Regions from separate parts of the Homo sapiens genome. Here regions 1 and 2 are each linked to region 3. A link is a contact called in ENCODE Hi-C or POLR2A ChIA-PET data. All regions are on one chromosome and are shown on one strand. Each heading gives the region's core, a stretch centred on a gene start or an enhancer-like site at or near the end of the contact. The rest is flanking DNA. Distances are from core to core; before and after follow the strand shown.

Region 1 (3,263 bases), core at 90-2,589, 750 kb after region 3:
TGCCCCCAGGAAGCTGACACTTCCCCGCAGCCTGTTCCTGCAGTCCCTGCCTTGGTTCTTAGCTGATGCTGTCTTATCACTGCCACCCCATCCCCATTTCTGAGCATCAGGCACCCTCATCAGCACTTGGCATGTAATAGCTCCATTAACCTTAACTGTAACCCCGTTTTTTGGATAGAGTTTTTCGTGTGTTAAATCTTGTGTTCAACTTAGGTTTTGAAATAAGAGCAGGAAATGAAGCTTTCAGACTGCAAATGTTTCCTTTGAATGTTCTTTAAAGACCCCATATGATAGGACATGTGCTTTTTGTGAGTGTAACTCCCTGTGGTGATCACACTAAAGTTTGGACCCACTCTGTTAGACAAGGGAGGAACTGGGCAGAACTGCCTGCCCATGGCTGGGCTGTAGGCTCAGTCTCCTTTTAGATGCGTCAGATTTCTAGTCTTGCTTTCTTGCAGGAGTTACTTCATTCAGTTGTAATATTATCCTTAGGACTTTAAATCCCTCCGTATTTTATATGTGCTTTTCAGGGTTAGGCGGCTCCACTGCTACCGCAGTTTTTTTTTAATAACGTAAAATATGCCATCATAACCACTCAATTCAGTGTTCAGTTCATTCAGTGTTCAGTAGTGCCAGAGTATGTACCTTGTTATGCAACAGATCTCTAGAATGTTTTCATCTTGCAAAACTGAAACTCAGTACCTATTGAGTAACTACCCCTCCCTTTTATCTCTCTCTCCAGCCTGGCAACCACCGTCCTACTTCCTGTTTCTAAGAGTTTGACTGCTTTAGATACTCCATATAAGTAGAATCATGCAGTATTTGTCTTTTTATGTTTGGCTTATTTTACCTCAAGGTTCATCCATGTTGTAGCATGTGTCAGAACTTCTTTTTAAGGCTGAGTTGTATTCCACTGTATGCATATACTGCATTTTGTTTATTTAGTGTACACCTGGGTCGCTTCCACCTCTTAGTTATTGTGAGTAGTACTTCTGTGAGCATAGGTATATGAATATATCTTTGAGACCTTGCCTTCAATTAATTTTGGGTATGTACCCAGAAGTGGAATTGGAATTGCTGGATCATATGGTAATTCTATTTTTAATTTTTTAAGGAAACTCCATGCTGTCTTCCATAGTGACTGTACCATTTTACATTCCTACCAACGATGTACATGAGTTCTGATTTCTTCACATCATTGCCAACACTTGTTTGTTTGTTTGTTTTTGACAGTGGCTATCCTAATGGGTGAGGTGATAGCCTATTGTGGTTTTGGCTTACATTTCCCTGATGATTAAGGAGGTTTTTTTTTTCTTTTCCTTTTGAGACAGTTTCGCTCTGTCATCCAGGCTGAGGTGCAGTGGTGTAATCGTAACTCCCTGAAACCTTGACCTCCTGGGTTCAAGTGATCCTCCTGCCTCAGCCTCCCATGTAGTTGGCACTACAAATGCATGCCACCACACCCAGCTAATTTTTTGATTTTTTTTTTTTTTTGTAAAGATGAGATCTCACTTTGTTGCTCAGGCTGGTCTTGAGCTCCTGGGCTCAAGCAATCCTCCCACCTCCGCCTCCCAAAGTGTGAGGTTCATTTTCTGATATGTGGAGTCCAACTGTCTAGTACCATTTGTTGAAAGGTTATACCTTCTCCATTGAATTGTCTTTGTACCTTTGTCAGAATCCATTGACTACATTTGTGTAGGTCTATTTCTGAGATCTGTATTCTATTCTGTTCTGTTGGCCTGTGCATCTTTTTTTTTTTTTTTTTTTTTTTTTTTTTTTTTTTAGATAAATTCTCTGTTGCCCAGGCTGGAGTACAGTGGTGGGATCACAGCTCACTGCAGCCTTGACCTCCCTGGCTCAAGTGATCCTGCCACCTCACCCTCACCGAGTAGCTGGGACCACAGGTGTTCACCATCATATGTGGCTAATATTTTTATTTTAATTTTTGTAGAGACTGGATCCCTGTGTTGCCCAAGCTGGTCTCCAACTCCTGGGCTCAAGTGATCCTCCTGTCTCAGCTTTCCAAAGTGTTGGGATTACAAGTGAGAGCTACTGTGCTCAGTGTGGTCTGTGTATCTTTACTAAGCTTTTGATCAAAGACTTTTTTAATTTTAAAGAAGTCTGATTTATCATTTTTTCTTGTTATGGTCATGCTTTCTGTTTTTGTCTAATAAATCCTTGCCTACCCCAAGGTTACGAAGTTCTTCTCCTTCCCTAGTAAAATCTGAGCTTCGTGGGGGCAGACACCTTATGGTTCTCCTCCTGCTCTTCTCACTTGTGTCCTGTACAACACCTGGCCCCTAGGAGGTACACGGCGGTGTTCATGGAAGGAGCAAATGAGTTGTCTTAAGGATTCATAATAATGTATTCTAAGCACTTGATATACTGCCTGGCACATGCAAAATGAGCATTCAGGAATCTGATTTGACTACAGCTGTTCTTTCTCTTAGAGAAATTGGCTGCGCTATCCTGTGGCTATGATCGAAATGTGGTGCGAGTGTTGGATGAAACTGCTGGCTGATGTTTACATCAGATGCGAGATAGCTCTCGCTCCAGTTCTGTCCCACCCTCCTGCCCTGGTCTTATTCCCAAGTATGTAGCCCCTCCTGCCCGAACCCCCATGAAATAAGGACTGATTGCAAGTTGCTGTTCTTTTCTTGAAAGTGTCACTCATGGAATAGGTATGCTTGGTGGACCTGCCTTTCTCTTCTTTCATCTTATATGATCCCTTCCTTTTTCTTAGGACCTTCCCTTCTTTTCTAGGATAACTTATTTTAAACAGGGCCTTCTTTCCCAAACATCTGCCTAAGGAGAAGCCACAGGGCAGAGCAGCTGAGCCAGTGTTTTGGTTGGACAGCATCTACAGATAGATGGTAGCAGGTGGTGATCACTTCTTCTCCTGGAGGTAGAAAATGCTTGTTATTTATGAGAAATAAATGCTGAAGCATAGGCCTTGTCCCTTTGTTCTTGTGTGGTGTTCCCCAGTGTCAGTGTTGTGACCCCTTGGGCTGTGGGAGAAAGTGGCTGGCACTCCCCTAGCGCTTGGCAACCCTACTCCCTCTCCACTGTTGCAGGAGAGCTGGCCACCTGTCTCCAGTGGTGGTGATGGGGAGTCAGGAGCTCCAGGGTCCAGGGGAGGAGTGACTGAGGGTGGAGCCTTCACTCAGAGATTCCACTTGCCCCGGGGGCTGTTTGGAAATGGGTTTGGTGGTTATGTGTTTGGGGAGCTACTGCCATTTAGGGAGCCATATCAAAGAAGTTGC
Region 2 (3,183 bases), core at 372-2,871, 560 kb after region 3:
ACTATGATTTTCTTAAATTCTTTCTTTTAGGGTATAAAATTTTAGTTTTAATCCCCAAAAAGCCCTGGGGAAGGTGATTTAGGGAGTGATGGTATTAATTACTAAAAAATTTATATAATGTTTGGGGTAAAGGGTACTTGGAGTCACAGGCATCATTGCCAAAATAAAGAGATTTGGGAAATGTAGTACTAACCACAGCAAAACCCAGCTCTATATTTAGCGGATGAGGCCACATGGATTTTAGAAAGGGCGGGCTGCAGAGGTCTTGGCTAATACTGGAAAAGAGATTTAATTTGAAAGTGAACAGTCTGTTCTATTCCTTAACATATTTTTGGCTACTAGATGGTCAAGCCATTGCGCAAATAATTGCACCATCCTTGTCTTATTCAAGGTGGGCCGTTCATTTCTTAAAATTACCAGTGAGCAACATGGGAAGCAGCAGAGACGGCTATCGATTACCCCGTAGGGAGTGCCTGTGCTGAATGCCAAGGGCTTCCCTTTCCTGACAGACATCTTTTATGCAGCTGAATCATCTGTATGCAAAACATCAGCCAACGGTGCCTCGGAAAAACAACTGGCTGCTGGGCAAACCAGGTGTGGGCTCCAGCTTCCACCTGCTACTACTGTCGTGCAGCCACGGGCACTCTGGGTGATCCTCACTGGCCTGGGGCTGGTCATCTGCTGCTAGATGACCTTCGCTGACTCTCTACATTGATATTCCGACACAGTGTTCTCTAGAAACCGCATGAGCCAGGAAAGGTGTTTCCTAAAGGAGCAGGGGCCGAGCCTCACGCCGAAACACGTCTGTAACACGTACAGTCACGCGTCCCATGCATCCATGCATTCTGAGACATGCGTCTCGGTTGTGGGATCATCACAAGGTAACTTACACAAACTCAGATGGCACAGCCACTACACAACTAGGCAGCTGATGCGGTCCGCTGCTGCTAGGCCGCAAACCCGCACCGCGTGTGAGGTGCGTTATTCCCCTGGCACGGTAATGACATACCTGTACGTGTATCTCCAAATACAGGAGAGGAAATGTCCTTAGCTAAGCCCTCACCAGAGGACAGGAAGTTTCCAGCTCCGTTATCATGTTATGGGACCACCGTCATATACACGGTCCTCCTCAGACCAAAAGGTCGTTCGTTATACGGCACATGTGGTTCTTCCAAGACCCTTTTCCATCTTTCTGTCACATCCGTGCCTGAGTAAAAAGTGGCCCTGAACTCAACCGTCCAGAGTTGGCGGCAGAACTAGCACCACTGGCCCGCTCCACATGTGGAAGGCGCTGGGCAAGGGCCGCCGCAGACCCCATCAGGATTAATCCCCCGAAAACCTTTCACTCGGGTAGCTGGCACACACCGCGTCAGGGCAGAGGGCGCGCGGGACTACTTTCCGCGGACCCTCGGAGCGGGCGGAGGGATCCGCGCAGGCGGGACGGGGCAGAGGCGGGGGCAGGGGCGGGGGCAGGGGCGGGGGCAGGGGCGGGGCAGAGGCGGGGCAGGGGCGGGGCAGGGGCGGGGGAAGGGGCGGGGAAAGGGGGTGCGGGCCGGGGCGCGGTCAGGGAGGAGGGCGGGGGCCAGGACCGGGAGCTCGGGGCACTGCGCCTGCGCCGTCGCCACCGGTCAGCCCGCGCGAGGGGTCGGCGTTCATTCCTGCCGCTGCCGCCGCCGCCGCCGAGGTCCCGCACCAGCCATGGCGCAGATCCTCCCTGTTCGCTTTCAGGAGCACTTCCAGGTGAGGCCCGGCGGGCTGGGGGGCTGCCCTGTCAGCCGCGCCTCCGCCGGGCCGGACTGCCAGGCTTGACCCCGCGCCCCCAGCCCCGCTGAGCCGCTGCCCAGCTGGCCGCGCCGATTTCCGACCTCCCACCTGGGCTGGGGCTGCGGCGTCCCGGGCGCGGCGGCCGCTCCTGAGGACCCGCTTGGGTGCCGTCGCCGAAGCCCGTTACCGGCGGGGCCGGCTGGGGAATGGTGGGGGTGGAAGCCAACGCCCCCTGGGACGCCCCGCTCAGTGCCCGCGAGGAGGCACACAAATTCCCGCTGCAGGCAGGGCAACCCAAGGGCCGCGCGGATCCCACAGCTCCACGCCCCTCCTTGGCGTCCTGCGGTCCTTATTCGCCCCTGAGTTTGCCTCTGTGATCGGTTTTCGTCCCCAGGGCGGCTTCGCCTGGGAGGACCGTGAACATGCGTGACCCAAGAGAAAAATTTCTCAGGGCCAAGCCTAAATAGGGCTTTTCAATGCAGTAACACCCCCAAAGCCTGCCTTTTTAATAAGGTCCCAGTTTGTTCTCCATTTGTTTGTGTTCAGAAACATAAGGACTGGCCCCCTGCTTTGAGCAAAGGCTCAGGTCGGGCGTCGTGCGGGCCGCTCGCGGGTCTGCCCGGGAGCGGTGCTGGTCCCCACGTTTACCCTGGGAGGTGCGGCAGAGGAGGGATAGCCAGCGGCTCCTCCCTGAGTGCTCTGTGTTAAATCATCACACTACCATTCGTTGCGATTCGCTTACTCTTTTCTAGATGAGGAAACCGAGTCTCAAAAGTGTTAAAGAACTCATCTTCATTCAATAAGAACAGGATTCAGACTCAAGTCTTTTTGACCACAAAGTAGTACATCGAGGAACGTGCTTGCTTGAAAGTTCCTATTTTCACAGTGCAGAGCACTGTTAGCCCTAGATGCAGACGGGAAAAGCCTTGGGAACTGTGTAGTGCAGTCCAGTCCCCTCATTCTGCAGACTGGAAACTTGATATCCAGGGGATCCTGCCAGGGTCACTTGGTTAGTGACACAGTGGAAGTTGTATGGAGGTGGGAGTGCCCTGACATCTGTCCGGGCTTCATTCTGCCACTAAGCTAAGCCAGCACCAGTCATGTTGAGGTAGCAAAATACTGCTGCTGCTCATAATAATGATGATGATGTAGTTATCATTTACTGAGCCGTTTCTCTTGCCACTCACTAGACTACTGTATTTTATAAATCTGGTTTAATTTAATCCTCATGATAACTGAGGCAGATAGTGATATCCTGTTTTCTACCATGGGTCACTGAGGTTAATATTCTAATTCCTTCAGCAAAAGTTACATGGCTAGTAAGTGACAAAGCTTGAGTTCTAACCCAGGTCTGATTCCAATGCCTGTGCTTAACCACTATCTAAATATGTTCTTTTCAAAGGGCAAGAAAGCAACAAG
Region 3 (3,467 bases), core at 787-3,286:
TGAGTGGTGAGTGAATGTGAAGGCCTAAGACATTATTGTACACTACTTTAGACTTTATAAACACTGTACACTTAGGCTGCAACACACTTATATTAAACATTTTCCTTTTTTTTTGAGATGGAGTCTCACTCTATTGCCCAGGCTGGAGTGCAGTAGCACAATCTCAGCTCACTGCAACCTCCGCCTCCTGGGTTCAAGCGATTCTCCTGCCTCAGCCTCCCAAGTAGCTGGGATTACAGGCACATACCACCACGCCCGGCTAATTTTTTGTATTTTTGGTAGAGACAGGGTTTCACCATGTTGACCAGGCTGGTCTCAAACTCCTGACCTCAAATGAGCTGCCCGCCTTGGGCTCCCAAAATGCTGGGATTACAAGCATGAGCCTCCACAGCGCCTGGCCTAAAAATTTTCTTTCTTCAATAATAAAATAACTATAGCTTACTGGATGACCAGTTACATATGTGGTCCCTAGTTGACCAAAACGTTGTTATGCGGTGCATGACAGTTATACACAGGAGAGGGCCTGAAAGAAAAAAAAAATTTGGACCAAAAAAGGCCTTTTCTGGCTCAGTTGGATTCATTTCTTCCACAGGCCCACTGCCCACTCTGCTGATGGGCGCTGAGCTGTAGACTGAGCTGCCTTGAGGCTGAGGTAAGCTGAATTTGTGGGAACCCCCACCTTTCCCTTGAGGGAGGAAGTTTAAATTATCAGGTCAATTAGGAAAGATACAACCGAAAAAAATCCAAATTTCATTCCCACTTCAAGGAGGCGTTTCCTGGCTCGGTGCCACTTTTATTATTTTTGGCCCAGGCTGCTGAAAGCCCCACAGACCCAGGGAAGGTACAATGTGACCTTTGATTCGCGTTTCAGGGATCAAAGTGAGTGAGTTTGGGTGTAAATGCAGATAACATTTCAGAGAGCTTTCATGAAAGGAGTCACTGGACCAGGGCAGAAAGGGAGCTGGTGTGTTACGTGTGTGTTCCCCTTGAGAAGCGTCACTTTCCGGTGAATCCGGCTGCCTGCCCGTGGCCCCAAGGACTCCTGGCTTGCATCCAGGTCCTTGGCCCACAGGCATCAGATCCTGAGCTGGGGCGCCTGCACCCTCTCCCACCTCTTCTCTAGGCACCGTGAAGCCGAGGAGAGGTGGCGTGGGACGGCTTGTGCAAGTGAGAAGAGCACCACCACTTCATCCTCACCTATCTTGTCCCAGGATCTGGGTGCTGACTCGGCAGGCTTGGGCTGGGCACGGCCCTGTGGGGAGGGCTTGGTAGCCTGCCCTCGCTGTCGTCTCCGGGTCCAGCCTCGGCCTGAGTCGGGAAGCACACAATTATATCCACAACAAGGAGGCCCAGAGGCCCTGCCTGCAGCCCCCAGGTATGCAGGTAGAGGGTCCTCTCGGACTGCCTGCCCCCTGCCTCTGGCGCCCAGCCTGCAGCTACGTCGAACCGGGCCCTAACAAGGTTCCCCGCACTGGCAATGAGTGATGAGAGGCACTCCGCGGGCACGCCGTTCCAGGGCGCTCACGAGGCCCAGCAGCCCCGCTATGCCCACATCCACCCCGACACCTGCAGCCCCCCAGGCTTAGCCCGGCCCCGCAGCAGCCCTCTCGACGCCCAGCAGCACCCCAGTGTCTGGCTGACGCCAGGGCAGTAACGGCGGGCTGAAGCAGCATCGGCCCCTCGGTCTACGCCACAGCCGGGTGCAGATTTCCCGGATCTGAGGGACCGCCGGGCACCGTCCGCTGGGGATCATGAGGGGCAGCTTTGGCCCGACCGTCTCGCGCCTGTACACGCGGCCCCACCTGATCCCGTGGCACTTGGCGCGGCGTGGGAATGGGCGCGCTCTCCCATCACCCACCGCGCGGCACTGCCGCGCCAGCAGGGACCGGGAGAGCCTGCGAGGTAGCGGCCACACGGCATACAGCGCAGGCGCGGCCTGGATGGGAGGAGCGCGTGGAGCGTGCCGGGAGCATGCGCCGGGTCGTACACGGCGGCCGCGCGCACGCTGGGGGCGTGGCTGCGCGATGTAATCGGTCTCTGGACGCTGCGCGGCGCTCCTAGGAGCAGGCGTTCCCGACTCCGGCAAGAGGGTCAGTGTGGAGGCGGGAGCCCGGGCGGCCGGCTTGAACTCCGTGCACGCGGGCCTGGAGCTGCGCCCCTGCGTCTTTTCCCGACTTCTGATCCGCAGAGGGGCACTCGGAGCCCCAGCCTGGGTCGCAGTGCCTTCGGTCTGCGGGCCTCAGTTTCTCGGTCCGCGCCGGGGGTTTGTGGGGGCACCTGGAGACATTTGGGCCGTTCTCGCAGTCTCGGGAAGCCGCGCCCGCTCCTTGCCTGGCCTCACGGCGGCCGATCTCGTTCTCCACTTTCTAGGTGGCGCCTGGACTCTCGCCCTCAGAGGGAGGCCCGTCCCACGGTCTGTGGCTACGGATCCCAGGACCCTCTTCGCGGGCGATTCGCGTAGCCTCAGGTGGGTGGGCTTCTTGTTGCCGTGGGCCTTGTGAGCTCGTATTTCCTGCATGGCGGTTGCTGGGGGGCGGGCGGTGCAGTCGTCTGCACTCAGCTTGCTTTAAGGCTTTGGGCAGGTTTTGTTCTTGGGGCTCCTGGGTCTCCCCAGAGCAGAGAACGGCTCCAGCGTTCCAGGTGCTGCCTTTGGCCTTGTGGGGGCAAACACACATGCGCCGTGGTACCTGCCCCTTTAGGATAGTGCTGTCCAGTCTAGAAGGGCCGAAAGTCTTCTATGCCAGGCAGTGTGGGGAGAAAAGTAGGGGGACCAACAGACTGATAGGCGTGGGAGGGCTAAGGTTCTCAAAATGGTGAGAGTGCGGCCCAGGGTTAGGAAGGCTCAGGCCCAAAGCAGGCCTGGCTGGCTGGTGCAGGGAAGCCTTCTCCCAGACTGCAGGGGACACAGGTGCGCAGGTGAGTGGGCAGGGTAGGGGACTGGGAAGAAGGGAAGGCAGAGATCTGGGTAGCACACTGTGGCTCCCGGGCATGGGGTGTGGTCATTGTGGGCAACCTGGATACCTAACCTTGGCTGGTGGTGGGAGCTGGGCCCTGGATCGGGGTCACTGCTTTTTTAGAGCTCAGTGAGGGACTGGACTGGACTCGACTCACGTCCAGGCCTTAGTATAATCCTGCAGTAAGGTGGGAAGCCAGGGTCATGGGCTGGGCTTTCAGGTGAAGACCCCCCCCCCAGAGGGGGGTCAGACCTGAGGGATTCCAGAGTGTTTGGGTGGTGGAGGTAGGGCCAGTGGCCCTGGCAGGTTCTAGTGCTGCAGGCCACCCTGGGAGGTACCTGGAGGAACTCACCCTGAGGGGGGATGGCCAGCAGATAGGAGATGTGGGATGAAGGTGTGTGCAGGCCTTGTGCTCCCAGTGAGCCGGTGGCGTTTGTGTGTGGGGTGAAGCAGAGAGTTTCCTGGAGGTCGTGAGTGGGCCTCCGTTTGCAGAGAGACTGGGGAGGGGGCTAG

What was found. A loop is a pair of places that touch in the nucleus more often than their neighbours do. ChIA-PET counts read pairs that join two places held with the same protein, here RNA polymerase II (POLR2A). Pooled maps may share reads with other maps.
Region 1: a pooled map shows a loop between it and region 3 (4-fold over the local background). The contact joins the enhancer-like site here to the promoter of RTL10 in region 3. A Hi-C loop is called at or near these places in 2 of 50 pooled maps. POLR2A ChIA-PET finds 5 or more read pairs at or near these places in 3 of 52 experiments (activated B cell, activated naive CD4-positive, alpha-beta T cell and naive thymus-derived CD4-positive, alpha-beta T cell).
Region 2: a loop to region 3 is called in a map of CD4-positive, alpha-beta T cell, with 4 times the contacts of the local background. The contact joins the promoter of CLTCL1 here to the promoter of RTL10 in region 3. A Hi-C loop is called at or near these places in 2 of 168 maps with a recorded cell type or tissue (CD4-positive, alpha-beta T cell and ascending aorta) and 13 of 50 pooled maps. POLR2A ChIA-PET finds 5 or more read pairs at or near these places in 1 of 52 experiments (activated naive CD4-positive, alpha-beta T cell).

What each region holds. Positions count from the first base shown.
Region 1 is chr22:19,107,090-19,110,352 of GRCh38, reverse strand. All of the region lies in intron 1 of DGCR2 (DiGeorge syndrome critical region gene 2), which reads left to right. Among named protein-coding and RNA genes, the nearest start is that of DGCR2, 14 kb to the left of the region's middle. RefSeq lists an enhancer at 1-495 and a silencer at 591-640. Within about 2 kb of position 1,339, at least 16 of the 41 ENCODE cell types and tissues checked have a DNase peak (open chromatin) inside an H3K27ac peak, as active enhancers do.
Region 2 is chr22:19,290,157-19,293,339 of GRCh38, reverse strand. CLTCL1 (clathrin heavy chain like 1) reads left to right here and starts at 1,621. Exons shown (of 33, transcript NM_007098.4): 1 at 1,621-1,740. The coding sequence starts at 1,699. LOC105372859 (a long non-coding RNA gene) reads right to left here and starts at 1,393. Exons shown (of 6, transcript XR_938002.3): 1 at 1,010-1,393. RefSeq lists silencers at 1,503-1,742, 1,624-1,808 and an enhancer at 1,919-2,432.
Region 3 is chr22:19,853,443-19,856,909 of GRCh38, reverse strand. RTL10 (retrotransposon Gag like 10) reads left to right here and starts at 2,036. Exons shown (of 3, transcript NM_024627.6): 1 at 2,036-2,250; 2 at 2,371-2,467. It overlaps GNB1L (G protein subunit beta 1 like), which reads left to right and starts at 2,036. Exons shown (of 8, transcript NM_053004.3): 1 at 2,036-2,090; 2 at 2,371-2,467. LOC124905080 (a long non-coding RNA gene) reads right to left here and starts at 1,938. Exons shown (of 2, transcript XR_007068005.1): 1 at 1,198-1,938. RefSeq lists enhancers at 1,026-1,505, 2,928-3,467.